2 separate regions of the Mus musculus genome follow, and region 2 is linked to region 1. The links are chromatin loops, found by intact Hi-C in ENCODE. Cell type or tissue: left cerebral cortex. All regions are shown on one strand.

Region 1 (8,000 bases):
GAGAGGGAGAGGAGGGGTCGGGAGGAGAGGAGAAGGTTACATAACAGTAGAATCCATTTTTTCACTTTCTCCTACAAATCCCCAGTCACAGGGTACAGCTGCTCTGAATGGCTCCCTCCTTGGTGAGTGCTTGCACCAAAGGTAACCGGTGCTCTTGCATTCACCCCGAAATAAGATCTGACAGCTGTGCACTCTGCACCGAGCAGCATTACGTAAGAAGCAGCTCAAGAGGCAAAGCACAGGGAAAGGAGGCTTTGGTGAGGCGGAGGTCACTGGGAAAACACTCCACTGAGAGAGCACTGCAGGCAGACCACATGACGGGCTATCATGGAAACTGTTCTGTTTCCCACAGTAGCTGACTGCACGTGTGTACCAGAGGCAGTGCCCTTCTATGCCAGCATCTGCATGGACTGAGTTCCTGCTAGAGCTGCAGGTCTTTCAGGGATATTCGCCCAAGTCAAGCAGGACCCTTTCTTTTTTCTTTTCTTTCTTTTTCTGAAAACATTTTTGAACATGTTACTCCACAGGCACATTTTAAAAAAAACCTGTTATTTTAATAGGAGGAGTCAAACTCTGAGACTTCTGAACCTTATTAGTGATGCTAAACACTGTGAGAATACTTCACTGTCCCACAGAAAACCCTTCTTGACATGGACTGTTAATGAACAGGCCTCAGCTGGGTTTCATCTGCTAGCTCCAGAGAAAGAAGTCTTCCACATTTTATGTTCTTAAAACAAAATAGAAGAGAAAAAAAACCCCAAAATAAACAAAAACAAGTATGCTGAGGCCAGGGTAGAGCTCACTGGTATAGTGTCTGCCTGGCAGGCACAAGGTTCTAGGTTCAGGCTCCAGTTCTGGTGGTGGCCAGGGTCACAATCAGTCACAGTTAATACTTTCTGGATGTGCAGGATTTACTTCTTATAAAGCTATGTGAAAAAAACCTAAAAGATACAGTCTTCAGGAGAGGGGAAAGTATATGCTTGTTCATGCAAATCCTTCAACAGACCCGGCTGCTTCCAACCAATCCTGCTCAGCAGCATTTGCAGAACCTGACTTAGCACTAAGGGATCATGTCATAGGCCGTCTTGCCTAGCAGATGCACCTCTTTGAAGATGCTTTGGAAGTCCCAGGATCTCTAGACTCTGCAGATGGTTCTTCCCTTCTAACTTAATAGGCACTTACGGGCCACTTTCCTGGGAAAAGTCCTGTAAGATCAGGCTATAAATCACCAAAACTCAGCAGCCTACAGGTATTTATTGATTTGTTTACTTATTTATTTTTGGTTTATAAGTGGACGATGTGGCTAAGGCTGGATGTACATATTTCCATTTTCTGCCAATTTTTGATTTATTGAACTGTCTCAATTCCATTTTAAAACAAAAATATTGGTTGAAAAGTAACCCCCAAATAGTATGAAGACTACAATCTATTCCTCAGTATAGAAAACGCAGAGTATACTGAGGCATGTTTGTTGTTTTGTTTTTTAGCATGAATAAAATAAATGCTGGTGTTAAAAGTCAGGATGGATTATAAATCTGGATAAAGTCCCTTAGTAGAGAGCCTGGTGCACTCTATATGCTGAATAAATGTTAAATAAATTAACAGATAACCCCCACACACACACTTCCAGGCCTAACACCTTTTTTTTTTGCAATCAAATATTTCCATTCGAACATTAATGATACTCTGTGTAAACTGAATATTCTTGAGTCTTAAGACAACTTTTAACTATCAGGAAGTTACTATAAAATGCTGGCTCATCTGCCTGCTGAGTGTAGCTGGGTCTCCTTACACATGACTTCAAGTTGCATATCCCCTGATTTAGCATGTAAAGAGCACAACTTCAAGGCCTTATACCATGAAGTAAGTACAGGCAAGATATATGTGTGTGTGTGTGTAGATATATAGATATATATAATCTTCATAAAGGAAGATTCAGGTACACTGCATAAAACATGTTACAGCAGGAATTAAAAACAATATATGCAAGGTGAAAGTCACCACAAAGAGACGCAGGGAAGCTGCCAGTCACAGCGTCTATGGTCCCAGGGCAGCAATCCTCTTATTACTGTGGTCAATGTATTAACGGAAGGAGGAGAGAAGACAGAAACTACGGGAAATGCACACCATCTGCTCACTCCAGATGCGACTGAACATGCCTGCTACAGCAAAGCCTCGGACAGAATCGGACAGATAAGACTTAATCCCTTTCTGAAATCACCAACAGAGGTAGATACATTGCAAAACAGATACATGCAAGGCCAAACTAATGATTAGAGACCTTTATAACATCGTCAAGACTTAGCAGTGTGTACAGTGATTACAGAGAACATTGTCACAGCACCCGAGAAAACGGGGCTGGATTTCTATGAGCTCTATTTAGCTCTACCTTAAATAAAATCAGGATTTAAACATGTCCTTTCCTTGAATAGCAAGAACATTTCAGTCAAATCACCTTAATTTTTCAAAGGCATCCAAAGATGAGCCTGTAACACTGCACACTCCAAGCACTGAGCATTCTTTATGAGAAAAGGCCAGAAACAAAAATACTCTTACCTTGAAATTGTGAACCTTTTCATATTTTGGAATTTGTTCATTTTCTTTCAGAGTTGCTCTTCTAACAAGTGATGTCAACTGCGAATAAGCAAAGAGTTTCAGAGGTTGCCAGATTGTCACAGATGACTTTTGAGAGCCCAGTTTCATTCCCAAGGCTGCTATCAGTAAGCCTTGCTGCCGGCCCTCGGGTTTTGCTTTGTGGACTGTGGCTCTGTTAGCTTTCCTCCCCGACCAAGACTCTTTGGATGGCATTCTGATATTCAACGGAATAGAAAGACAAAAACCAAAAAACCCTGTGTCAGCCTGCGACTGCCGGTGAACTCTACTCAGCTAGCACATGAGCATGCTGCAGCCAGCTCCGAGCCCTAACCTAGAGAGCCGTGGCCACGCCACGCACCAGAGCACAGGGAGGTGCAGGAGAGTGATGAAGCACTTCTTCACAAGGCCGATTTAACACACAAATTCTCTCTTCCTTTTATAACAGGGCTCTATATTTAAGCTTCTGAAAACTTAAGAGTCTGCAGAGGAAATCAGTCTGTGCTACCATACAAAGCATGCAGCATCTCTCCTTGGGAGTCCTTTTTTAAAAAGCCTGACAATTGTGACAAATGACACATTGCTGAAAGCTTTCTTCTCTGCTCAACACGTCAATGTCCATTCTGAATGAGAGATGCCTACATACAGCCTGCAGTCAGTCGCTAGCAACAGACACCCGGCGAACTCACTTGCAGGAGGGGGAGAAGAGGGAGGGATTTGCAGGGGGAAGCAAGACTAGACTGGCCACAGGAAGAGCCGAGACAACCAATGAAAACCCAGTAGCAGTATTTAAGTACTGTGTTCCTCAACTCGCTCTTTCCCCCCTCCTCTCATGCAAGATTTTTCTTGCTGGCTCAAGGAAAGAAAAAAAAATATCTGTAGAAAGGTAATGAGCAATGAGTGAGTCCCACACTAAAGGCAGAGGAAATCAGCACATACCAAGGGTTGTAATTAAGAGCAAAACTAGCCAAACAAATCAATGTCTGCTAGGTAGACTCTGAGGGCCAGCCCACGCCTCTGCATGTCATGTGTGGAATGAGCTGCCCCACTGGGGTGAACCCAGACTTCTTTTTTGCGCATTGGGGGTGAGGCCGCTTAACTGACCTCCAGTTTTATTAAAGGTGAACAAAAAATAGCTACATATTTTGATGAAGAAAAACAGGACTTTAAGTGTTGCATTTTCATCCAGAATAGAAAGCATGCGTGTGGCATGGGTGACATCCGCTAGTGGGCGGCTTTGTCTACACTGTGCATTTGGCTGTAGATCTACACTTAATACACCAATATGCTAGAGCCTAGTTTCCTAGTCCCAATACTTTTTTTGTTCAGAGACTGAGGCTAGAGGAGGGGAGCTAAGAATAATGCGGAAGCACGGGCCCCCGACGCAGTGTGGCCGTGCTTACCAGACCCTGCCTTCAGCTGTATAGAAGGGGCTACTGGCTGAGAAACTCAAACACAATTCTATTCAAGAGCAATGCTATAGCTCCCTAAGGGGCTTCTCCCCATCTGAACCCCCACAGAATCTCACATGTAGCCCTGGCTGTTCTGGAACTCACTATGTAGATGAAGCTCACCTTAAATTTCCTGAGATCTGCCTGCCTCTGCCTCTGGAATGCTGGGCTCTCAAGGCATGCGCCATTACACCTGGCTTCAGTGTTTTCCATTTGGTTTTCTAACCATCTCTCATCTGTTTCCTTGTCTTTGCTATATAATTTATCTTAAGATTCGAATGCTACATTGTATTTAAGGAATTTAAAATTCTGGATTTAAATGAACGGGGGTGGTGGGGGGAGGGAGGTGGTAGCTGGAGGCTGTAGGTTAGCAGCAGAACCATGTGTCTGGAATGTACAAGGACCTGGATTTGAGTTTTAGACCAAAACCAAACCAAAGCAGAAATCCAGTCAATTGACCACTATGCACACATTTCAGATTTTATAAAATATAGGAATTATTCCAATGAAAACGCTAATTTAATTAAGATATGAGTCATCCTTAAATTATATTAAGATATTGGAAATAATGAGTGCTGTGTATGTGCGTGCATGTGTGCTTGTGTGTATCTGTAAAGGCCAGAGATCAATGACTATCTCAGGTGATAAGGTGTAGCACTTTCTTGTTCTCAAATAGTGTCGCTCAATGAAGATGAAGCTCACTGGTTTGGCCAGTCTGATTGGCCAATGACCTTAATGAGCAATAGGGCTCTGCTTGTCTCTGCTCCCTGGCCTAGACACACTATGCCACACCCAGCTTCTATGTGGGTGCTGGGATCTAAACTCAGGTCCTGATGTTTGCACAGAAAGTACTTTACCTCTTTATTCTTTTTTTTCTGTACTGGAAACTGAATGCAGGGCCTCAGCCATGCTAGTCAAGCACCCTCCCTGGGAATCATACTATATTCCCAGATCTTTGTGGTTTTAAATTAAGCAAATAAAAGAGAGATATTAGCATTACTCTATGCACATTTCAGTTTCACAAGTTTAGCTTCAGATGATTGATAAGAGATTATAAAATGATACGACTGAGAGGAGGCACATTGGACAAAGCTTTCTTGCCTAACATAAGTGATTCTTCAGCTCTAGCCTAGTTAGTCATGTGATGACTGGAAACACAGTGTCAGTTAAGTCCTTGGACACATTCAGCTGAAAGTCATGTTGACCCAGTCCTCAGTGGACACACACACAAAATTCCCAAAGGCAAACATAGTGGCATTTGTTTTCAACAATGTACAATTCTAACTTAGAGAAAAGAATTATGGGAGTAACCCGTAATTGTTGGTATGTTTGTTTTCTGTCTTGAACATCTTAGCCAAGTTCCTATTAGCCCTTGTGCTTCAGTTAAAATAATTAAAATCCAACTATGCACAAAATTACCCATAGTAAACTTTCTTAGAAAGATGCATGGCCAGGTAAAGTGAACATTGTGTCTAGAAATAAAGTTTATTATAAACTCGGCAGAGTTTTACTGTCTTTGTTAGTTTTTCTATTAAGCAAGACATGCTGGGTTAAATTACAGCTTGGGTAGTAACAAGACCTTGAAGGAGAAAGAAAATAACACTGTAGGATGACAAACCAAGTACCTGTCAAGTGTGTGACCAGTAGTGTGTCTGCAGTGTGAGAACTGCACTTCTGAGTTGGTTTTGGAGACCAACTTTAAGTAACAAAGGTGCAAACTCAGAAACTCTGAGCTTCTATAAATGTTCTAATGTTCTAGACAAATGTCTGTCATTGTGCTTGCATGTACCTGGCTACTTCTGCCTTGTTAAGTGAATAGACTGTTAATGATGGCTACACTTTGTCAGTGAGTGCTTACGTACCATGCTCTCTGCTGATTACATGCACAGTCTCATGAATCCACAGATAAACCTTGTAAGCCATATGAATAGTATCCTCATTTTGTACTTCCAAGAACTGACACTCACAGAGGCTAAATCCCCAATGCTGTATAGACAGCTGGGAGGGAGCAGAGCTGAGATCCTAGTGTACCATGTCCACACTGTGAGAAAATAAGATGAACTATGAAGTTGGGGGGGGGGGCACTTTTTTACTCATTGGTTCATCTGCTTATTTACCTTCAATTTCAAAGGTTAGTAACAGACCACAAGAGCAGCAATAATAACGGTGAAGTAAAGGAAAAGTAATAGATGTTTCCTCAAGTTTAACTCGAAGTTGGTGGAGTGAGAGACATAGTTGTCAGGGTTCAACCCAAATACAACTTCATCCGGGAAGCCTTGAAAAACATACATGGATTAGGTGTGACTTTGCTCATCTGTAAACCTACGAGTCCTTTGCTTGTTTGTTAATTTTAAGACATCATATTCACCCTGTGAACTGTAATAACAACCTCCCTGGCAAGATCAGCCCATGGTTTCAGCAGTAGCATGAATGTTGCGGGTGGGGGTAGGGGTGGTAACCAACTGCTTTCTGGTTGGACTTAAGGCCCACTCCACAATAGAAGACAATGCACCTGGTACTATAAATCTGACCAAGAACCTATGCCTGGAGAGTTCACAGGCCCCAGAAGTGAGCCTATTACTATTTTCTGCTAAATGGCCACAGTATCAAACTGCTCTCTAAATTCATTTCTCTCGCTATAGATCAGGGCATCTTTCAGAACTCATTAGAGAGGTGTCTTTGTACAGTGGAGAGTGGTTAATGTGGGAACTCATAACTGGTCAAAGTGCAGAGCACAAGTGTGGAACATTTAGGCACAAATGTGACATGTGCACCCCATGTTGTAAATCTGTGGTTTTTCTGCACAGCCCCACTACGTTGCACAGCATGACTTTACCACAGGTTTGAGTCTCACTGTACATGTGAACTTGGCACCATGCAATCTTCCATATGTTGCAATGCCAAAGAGTACTATAAGGAACACCTTGTCTCAGATTTGAGACAACTGCATACTGGAAATCAATATTTTTACTGTATGGCAAAGTTTCCTGTTCTTATAGAAACTTAATGGTTTAATTAACCAAATGACTTTTTATAGCTATTCATCAGCATGTATCAAATTAGTGTGTCTGTGAACTGTATCAAGTTAGGGGCACATCCTCATTGGCATGCAAACTTGCCTTCTTGCTAATAAATGGTAAAATTACAAATATCCCAAAGAATTATTTTAAATTTTTATGATTTATTATCTGTGACATATAATAGTAAATATATATGCTCATATTAAAATTAAAATTATAAAGTATTACAATATAATATGGTTGGTAATAATAAAAATAAGCATATAAATAAAACATCTACATATTTATTTTGTATATCTACATACCCAAGATTCTCTAGAAATTTCTTGGGTACAAGTGACAAAGCTTAGCAAACACTGGTCCACAGCACACAGCACGTCTGGACACGGCCCTTCCTACTGTGTATGCCACTCATCCAGTCCCCACTCTAGCTCTAATCAGATCTTTTTAAAGGCATATGACAGTGACAGGGATGCCAGTGAGGAAGCAAGGTTGGAAGGAGGATGAGAAACTGGAAGAGAAGGGGACAGAATTCAGTAAGGAGTAAAGACTACTTGCAACCCTGCTTAGTGTCCCCATGGCTGTCACAACCACCTGAAAAGTACAAAACAATGTCAGTAACTTCATCTGACAAAGAAACTAGTGACTTGCTCCCAGCCAGACAGCAGAGGGGAAAGTCTGCGTCTGAATCCCCGTCTTTGATCTCAAGGTCCCTGTTATGGTTATTAACAGGTTGTGAAAGTCAGGGTCTGGGAAGGGGACTCTGATATTCTGATTCCATAACAAAAACCAGAAAGAGTGGCTTCGGTGGGAGTCCAAACTGGTAGTGCACAAGGCCTATATAAGATTATTCTTGGTGGAAGAACCGGTGGTAGCTAGGTTTTACTTAGAGCAAGAGTCTTTGGGCTATCTTCAGAACTGACTCTGCCCATCCTTG
Region 2 (8,000 bases), 68 kb after region 1:
TACAAAAATGAAGGAAGAATATGTCCTCACTCAGGACAGGAGACAGCAGAAGCTCCACGTCAGTATTTGTTCTGCCCCTGCTTCAAGTATTTTCTCTGTCTGAGCTGAGCCAATTTGTATCCTTTCCATGGAGCAAATCATGATGGCACCTGTGCAAGTTAATTCAGTGGATGCTGGTGGGTCGTTCGAATTAAGGGACCATGAAAGCCAGCCATCTGGGAGCACTATGCTTACACTGTCCATAGCTTCTCATCCTTATCTCTTCACAACCCCCATCTTCTTCAGTGACCCTCCTCTCAGCTGCCTTAGCTCCCTACAGTTTCTGCTCTCTGGAATTCTTCAGTCAAGCTCCTGCTGCAACAGCTGCTGTTACAGCTGTCAGCACTGCTGCAATCATCCCCCTCCCCTCCTTTTGCTGTTAGCACCTAAGCCTGCCTTACCAACAAGGATCACAAGCAAGCAAGAAAAGACCACTCGGGACTTCTTTCATTGGCCCCCTGTTTGAGTACCAATAAGCAGGTCTGGAGGTTTGATTGAAGCTGATTCAAAATGTAATCTCAATAGAGATAGAAGGCCTAGTGGGATGTAAATGGAGGATGTATTTATGCTAGTCACAATAAGCTTCCACTTCCACCGCCTTTCATACCAACCAGGCACAAGTCCTAAACTATATCAGTCACTGCCTTCTTGCTAAGGGGGAGTCCACCGCTTTCCATCCTGACTGAGCTCACAATGTTTACCAGTGCCTCAGGAAGAATTGAACCCCTGTAACCTGTTATACAACCTCTTCATTTACAGAATTATTGCTAAAGTCAGGGACAGCATTTTTGGGGGACCCTAAACTCTTATAGGAAGAAAAAGATAACACCTCAATCAATTTCTGGCTGGGCAGTGGTAGTGCACACCTTTGATCCCTGCACTTGCAGAAGGATCTCGTGAGTACCAGGCCAGCATGGTCTACAGAGCAAGGTCCAGGACAGCCAAGATTACACAGAAAGACCCTGTCTCAAAAAAAATTGATTTCTGAAATTAAAAATTAAAAAGTATGTCACAAGTTTGGAGCTGTGTCAAAAGGATGAACCATCTAGAGCCTGCCATATCCAAGGTTCCATCCCATAATCAGCTTCCAAACGCTGACACCATGTCATATACTAGCAAGATTTTGCTGAAAGGACCCAGATATAGCTGTCTCTTGTGAGACTATGCCAGGGCCTAGCAAACACAGAAGTAGATGCTCATAGTCAGCTATTGGATGGATCACAGGGCCCCCAATGGAGGAGCTAGAGAAAGTACCCAAGGAGCTAAAGGGACCTGCAACCCTATAGATGGAACAACATAATGAACTAACCAGTACCCTGGAGCTCTTGACTCTAGCTGCATATGTATCAAAAGATGACCTAGTCGGCCATCACTGGAAAGAGAGGCCCATTGGACTTGCAAACTTTATATGCCCCAGTACAGGGGAACGCCAGGGCCAAAAAATGGGAATGGGTGGGTAGGGGAGTGGGAGGGAGGGTATGGGGGACTTTTGGGATAGCATTGGAAATGTAAATGAGGAAAATACCTAATAAAAAGTATTAAAAAAAAAAGTATGTGTCACACAAAGGCCCTGTATCAAGTCCCAGGAATAAGAGGCATACACGCATGAAGAAAATTGATCTTTAAGAAGGATTAATTTATGTGATTATATTTTAACTTAAAAAATAAATTTAATTAATAATAAAACATTTTAAGTTACAAAGAAATATTAAGTGAAAATGGTAATTGAGAGCTCCAGCAAAGACTTCCATGCTTATTAGATGGGACAGACCTGACACAGCCTAAGGCGGATGCTACCAGTATCTCTGGCCTCAGCCTGCCTCCACATTACATTGTTATGTAATTCCACCATCGTTGCTGTGACCCTGGTCATGGTTTGACAGCAACCTATCCTATCAGAGTCATACAGTAGCTATCAACCAACAGGGCAAAGTTAGACTTCAATTCTGGCAAATAATAGCAAACAAACAAACAAGGGCAAGATAGTGTATAGGCTCAGTACCGCCAGGCCTGATACCCTGCATAACCAAAAGCAAAGGAAGCCCTTCTGAACAGGCACTTGCCCAGCACCCATGAAGCTCTGGATTCCATCCCTAGGTCTGGAGGTGGAAGAAGTGGGGTCACAGACAGACCAAGAATGACTGAACTTGACAAAAACGCCCAACAGTCAGAAATTAAGCTAAATAACTACAATTGGGAAATAGCTTTACTACGTAAGACTCCATCTTTTTGTTAGTCTGTTTTCTAAAATAGTTTAAGCCTTATAAACTAGTGCTTGTCAATCTTACTGGCTTCAGAATCTGGATTCTAAAAAGTTATTAGTATCTGTTGATTTAAGTTGAGTATCCATTATCCAAAATGCTTGGGATATTCAGTGCTTCAGATTTCAGATCCTGTCACACACGGAACACTGACACACACAGAGTAAGATGTCTTGGGGATGAGACAAGTCTAAACACAAATGTCACGATGTTTCATATGTACCTTACACACAAACTAAAGGTAATTTTATATGTTTACAGCATCTGCTTTGACTACAGCCTGTCACAAGAGATCAGGTATGCAAATTTTCATGTCTGGCATCTAGTCAGTACTCAAAAACGGTTGGATTCTGGATATCAGCCTTTTGAGTTAGGGGACTCCAACTATGAGTAATGGTAATCATATAAAAAAATTGAAACAAAAATTCTGGTAGTATTTTTCAGTTCATTTAAAAATAATAAATGCAGACTCAGCAAGTAAAGCAATAGTCAAGCAAGCCTGACAACGCCGTGAGTTTGACCCCTGGAGCTCACAGTGGAAGGAGAGAACACAATCCTAAATGTTGTCTTCTAGTTAGAGGTGGTGGCACATACCTTTAATCCCAGCGCTTGGGGGCAGAGGCAGAGGCAGGTGGATTTCTGAGTTCAAAGCCACCCTGGTCTACAGAGCAAATTCTAGGACAGTCAGCACTACACAGAGAATCCCTGTCTCAAAGGTTAGGGGAAGTTGTCCTCTGCCTGCCACCATGTGCTATGCTAAGATGTGCCCATCATTATACATGATAATGATAGATAACAAGATTATTACATATTTTTATGAAAACATTATTTTCCAAAAAGAACTGATCATTCTTGGAGAATGATTTGCTGCTGTTGGAGAATGGAAGTGGAGAGTCCTTGTCTTCAGTGATGTGGCCACTGGTGAGTCCCCATGGTCCAGTGGACACAGTCATACCCATACTCATGCGTAAGGCCCTGAATTCAGTGAGTCACCACACAAAAACAAAAGCTGGGAAACGTGGGAGGAAGTCTTGCAGGGAGAGGAGGAGGGATAAGGAGAGTGAATGGTGGAAAAATACATGGAATCAGTGCACTACATACAAGAAAGAAATTGTCAAAGTCTAACTTAAAGAGGAAAAAAATCTAAGAAGAAAACAAATTGGCTTCACACTTAGCAAATCATTTTAGTGTTGATCCTGGTTATCAGACATCTAGGCATCCTATCTATACCAATGGTTACACTGCAGCACGTCATGCAGCTGCTAGAAGATTCAACTATATGAGTAAGGATAGATGTCTTACAATTACATGCAAAATAGTTTTAACTCTGAGGATTCTGGGCCTCTGGGTTGCACTCTGAAAATGATGATTCTAAATCACCATTTCTTTAATGTATTGAGAGTACAGGATAAAGTGAGGTAAGAGATCTTCCACCTGATAAGACACATATAAATAAACTAATGGGAAAAGAGAGGATTGGAAACCCTGTGTTTCTTTAGCACAGAGCAGTAGCTAATTGAAATAGAGTTATCAAGAACCAAGAAGCAGTAGATTCTGATCTCCATGGGTGTCTTAAAAGCTCTGGCATCTTTCTAATTGCATCAGAATATCTGCCCAGACAAAGAGCACAAGTGCATGAGACTCCCGTCATTAGAGCACAACTGGGAACGAGAACCAGACAACATATGACTCGTGAACAGCTTTAAACACAGCCCAGGCATGGTGCAGGTGACAAGCACGAGGGAAATCAGAGACAGTCTACAGAACAGAAGAAACATTTATAAACTATAGCCTGGCAAAGAAGTAACATGCAGAAGCTAACCATGATGGCTCATGTCTACGATGGGCAGCTAAGGCAAGAGGATTATGATGTCAGGGCTAGCCTAGACCATATGGTTGGATTCTGTATCCCAAAACAAGGCAAACTGACATATTTAGAATATGTAAGGAGCTCCAAGAACTCATCAGCATAAATCCACATGACTCAATTCTGAAAATAAGTGATAATCCTAAATAGGTATTTCTCAGAAGACATCTAAATGGCCACTATAAAACACTTGACATCATTAACCATGAGGGGATAAAATAAATTATTTTAAAATTTTAAACAAAACTGCACAGATTTAACTATTTGTATAATCAGGAAAACATGGAAACTGATCAGGCAAACCAGCCTTTAACAAAGCCCACAGGGGACTTGGCAAAGGCTCCCACTGTGAGGTTCGGAAGAGCACTCAGCTCTGTGATGCACTCACACATAGTAAAGTGCTGCCTCTCTTTGCAATCTTCTACTTCCTGTTATATGACTGTATATGTCAAGCTTTTGTTACAGAAAAAAAACAAAGATTCTTAAATTTCCCTTGATTTTGACTAGCTCCTAGAACTGTGAGCTAAAAAAATTCAGATGGATTTTTTAAAACCTAGAGGTAAACATTTTTATAGGACTTAGTGTTACATGTTTTTGCTTCATGGAATCTCCCACGTTGTCTTTTTCTGTACATTCAAATACTTTAGGATACCCATTTCCCCTTAAATAGTAAAATATTTCAAGATATTACCTGTGTCTATAGGCAGAAATTCTAAAAATCCACAGTAAAACAGCTTGGATAATTCTTTTGATATTTTGTATTAGTAACTTAATTAGGGCATCTTAGGAGATATTTTTCAAAAGTGTTCATTTAGTGGTTGGCAGGACTCAATCTATTTATAAATACCCTAATGTCCTGATTATTTGAGATTGAAACAGTATATGACTGAATCTTTATATTTTTTCCAGTTAGACTCTGTTTGTATTTAGCATATTGTAATTAATATATCTTTTAACAACACTGATAGATGTTGTTATAAGATGGCTGAATTTGGAAGAAAATTTGTTTCAACTATCTAATTCTTTTATCAAATCTAGCTCTGTATAACATTACATGCTCTTTTATTCTTTGGTTTAAGAGGCTGAACTTGCTAAACTTTGCATTTGAAAGGCTAAGTGGTCCCCTCCGGAACAGATTGGAATGGAATGCCGTATTTACACTGGTCCTTTTAAAAGGTTCAAGTCAAACAACTTTTAATCCATAGAATGGATATTCTTTAAAAGACAACATTCAATTTTAAATAAAGTTTACACTAATGATTCATGAACACTTTAAACATATTTATTCAGGTTGCCTCTGACTTTAAAATAATTAATTGTGACTTCTGTAATAATATTTACAGCTGGAGATGTAGCTCTGATGGTAGAATCTGGTGTGCACAGGGCCTGGGTTCCACCCCAGCACCATATAATCCATAACGCAGCACTCAGAAGGCATATCCAGAGGGTCAAAAGTCCAAGGCCTGTCTCAGATACACAGATAACTCAAGACTGGCCTGGGATACAGAAGACCCAATCCAATTTTAAAGTAAGTCTAGCCAAGAAAAACATTTACTGACAAAAAAACAAACAAACAAACAAACAAAAAAAACCAAAAAAGCAAACAAATGAACAAACAAAAAAAGGCATTTCTTCCATGAACTGTTTTAATCTAAAATGACAAGGCACTGATGATGAGCCCCGCCCACTGTCACTTTGTTCTATATAGTATCAGGGTGATGGTGAGCCCCGCCCACTGTCACTCCTTTGTTCTATACAGTATCTGGCAAAAATAATGACACGACCACAAAACTCTGTTGTAATAAAGTGAGCATTTTGAGCAAGAACATTTGGACAATAAATATCAAATGAGTTACTGTCAGTGCTTGAGAGAGTCACAGGAAAATAAACCTTTACAAGCAGTTTCCTGGAAATCAGTTCACAGTAAATAAAAGGGTTTCAATAGTATATACAATTTAAAACTAGCAAGAAAGCATTTAAATTTGAGCTTTGCTAAAATTCTAGATGCTGAACATCTTAGCTGTATATTTTTCCTAGAAACTGATTCAAATTGTGGAAAAAAGACATTTCAACTAAAATAATTAAAATTCAGCCTGCAAAGTCATGGCCAAATCCGGTCAGTTAATTCATCTCAGAAGTAGTCAAACCAATTAAGCCAACAATTGACAAGTAGCATTTCATAAATCCCACTAAAAATCTTCTAAACAAAGTAGGTTATGGTGGCACACACCTTTGATCCCAGCACTCAGGAGGCAGAGACAGGTGGATCTCTGTGAGTTGGAGGCCAGCCTGGTCTACAGAGAGAGTGAGTTCCAGAATATCCAAGGCTCCACAGAGAAACCCTGTCTCAAAAAAACAAAACAAAACAAACAAACAAAAAATAAAACAAATAAAAACTTTTTGTTTATTTAAAGATTTATTCATTAATTGATTTTTATGTATATGAGTACACTATAGCTGTCTTCAAATGCACCAGAAGAGGGCATCAAATCCCATTACAGATGGTTGTGAGCCACCATGTGGTCGCTGGGAATTGAACTCAGGACTTTCGGAAGAGCAGTCAGTGCTTTTAACCGCTGAGCCATCTCTCTAGCCCCCAAAACTTCTAAACAACAAAAGAAGCAATCAACTGTGTAGAGAGGAAACCCACACACAGGAGAGAATCTCTGCTACCTATACATCTAACAGAAGATGGAAACCCAGAACATACAAGGAAATTCAAAACCAAGGAAACAAACTAAGCAGATGATCTGTCCACTTATCTGGGACTTGAACAGAGAGTTCTCAAAAGAAGTAAAACAAACAAACAACAACAACAAAAACTAAGAAATGCCTCAAAAATGTTCACTGTTTCTAGACATTATGGAAATGTAAATTAAATAACTTTAAGATTCATCTTACCCAGTCAGAATGGCAAAGATCAACAAAACAAGGAGCAACAAATGCTGGAGGAGATGAGGGTAAAAGGGAAGCTTCATTCACTGTTGGAAGCATTGCAACTGCAACAGCCACATAGAAATCAGCATGGAGGGGCTGGTGAGATGGCTCAGCAGGTAAGAGCACCCGACTGCTCTTCCGAAGGTCCAGAGTTCAAATCCCAGCAACCACATGGTAGCTCACAACCATCCGTAACAAGATCTGACTCCCTCTTCTGGAGTGTCTGAAGACAGCTACAGTGTACTTACATATAATAAATAATAAATCTTAAAAAAAAAAAAAGAAAGAAATCAGCCTGGAGAATTCTCAAGAAGCTAAAAAATAATTCTGCCACATGACTCAGCTATACCACTCCTTGGCATATGCCCAAAGGAGTAGGCATCTACTCCATGTGTTCAGCCATGTTCCCAATAGCTTAGAAGTGGAAACAACCTAACTGTCCTTCAACTGAATGGATAGTGGAGTGTGGTACAAAGGGCTGGAAAGTTGACTCAGTAGTTAGCCAGGTGGTGATGGGGTCCCAGCACTTAGGAGGAAGGGGCAGGTGGATCTCGAAGTTCAAGACCAGCCTGGTCTACAGAGCAAGTTCCAGGACAACCAGGGCTCCACAGAGAAACCCTGTCTGGGCATGAAGGGGGTGGGGTGGGTGGAGGAAGCATTGGCTGTTTCCCCAAAGAACTATGGTTTAACTCCCAGGATCCACATGGCAGCTCACAACTATCTGTAACTTCAGTCCCAGGGAATCCAACATCCTCCTTTCTGTCTTCTGCTGGCAGGAGGCATACTTATGGTACACATACATATATGTAGAAGTACTCACAAACATAATTTTTAAAAATGAAAGAGTGGTACATACGTGGAAATACTAATCAGCTGTTAAAAAAATGAATTTTTCA

What was found. A loop is a pair of places that touch in the nucleus more often than their neighbours do. Peaks named below come from ENCODE experiments on the same cell type or tissue, not always from the same donor. Only the 100,000 strongest peaks of a DNase experiment are listed, where the experiment ranks them.
Region 2: it touches region 1 in a loop (2.5-fold over the local background); 3 of 42 quality-filtered maps call a loop at or near these places.

Annotation. Positions count from the first base shown.
Region 1 is chr2:73,657,124-73,665,123 of GRCm38, forward strand. It overlaps Chn1 (chimerin 1), which reads right to left. Exons shown (of 13, transcript NM_001113246.2): 7 at 2,557-2,634. Among named protein-coding and RNA genes, the nearest start is that of Chn1os3, 65 kb to the left of the region's middle. In left cerebral cortex, a CTCF peak has its summit at 3,800; DNase peaks (open chromatin) are centred at 188, 1,048, 1,798, 2,148 and 2 more places; H3K4me3 peaks cover 3,786 bases; H3K27ac peaks cover 4,006 bases.
Region 2 is chr2:73,724,777-73,732,776 of GRCm38, forward strand. The region is part of intron 1 of Chn1 (chimerin 1); the gene reads right to left. Among named protein-coding and RNA genes, the nearest start is that of Chn1, 47 kb to the right of the region's middle. In left cerebral cortex, no CTCF peak of the experiment used is centred here; DNase peaks (open chromatin) are centred at 3,299, 4,520 and 7,486; H3K27ac peaks cover 1,080 bases.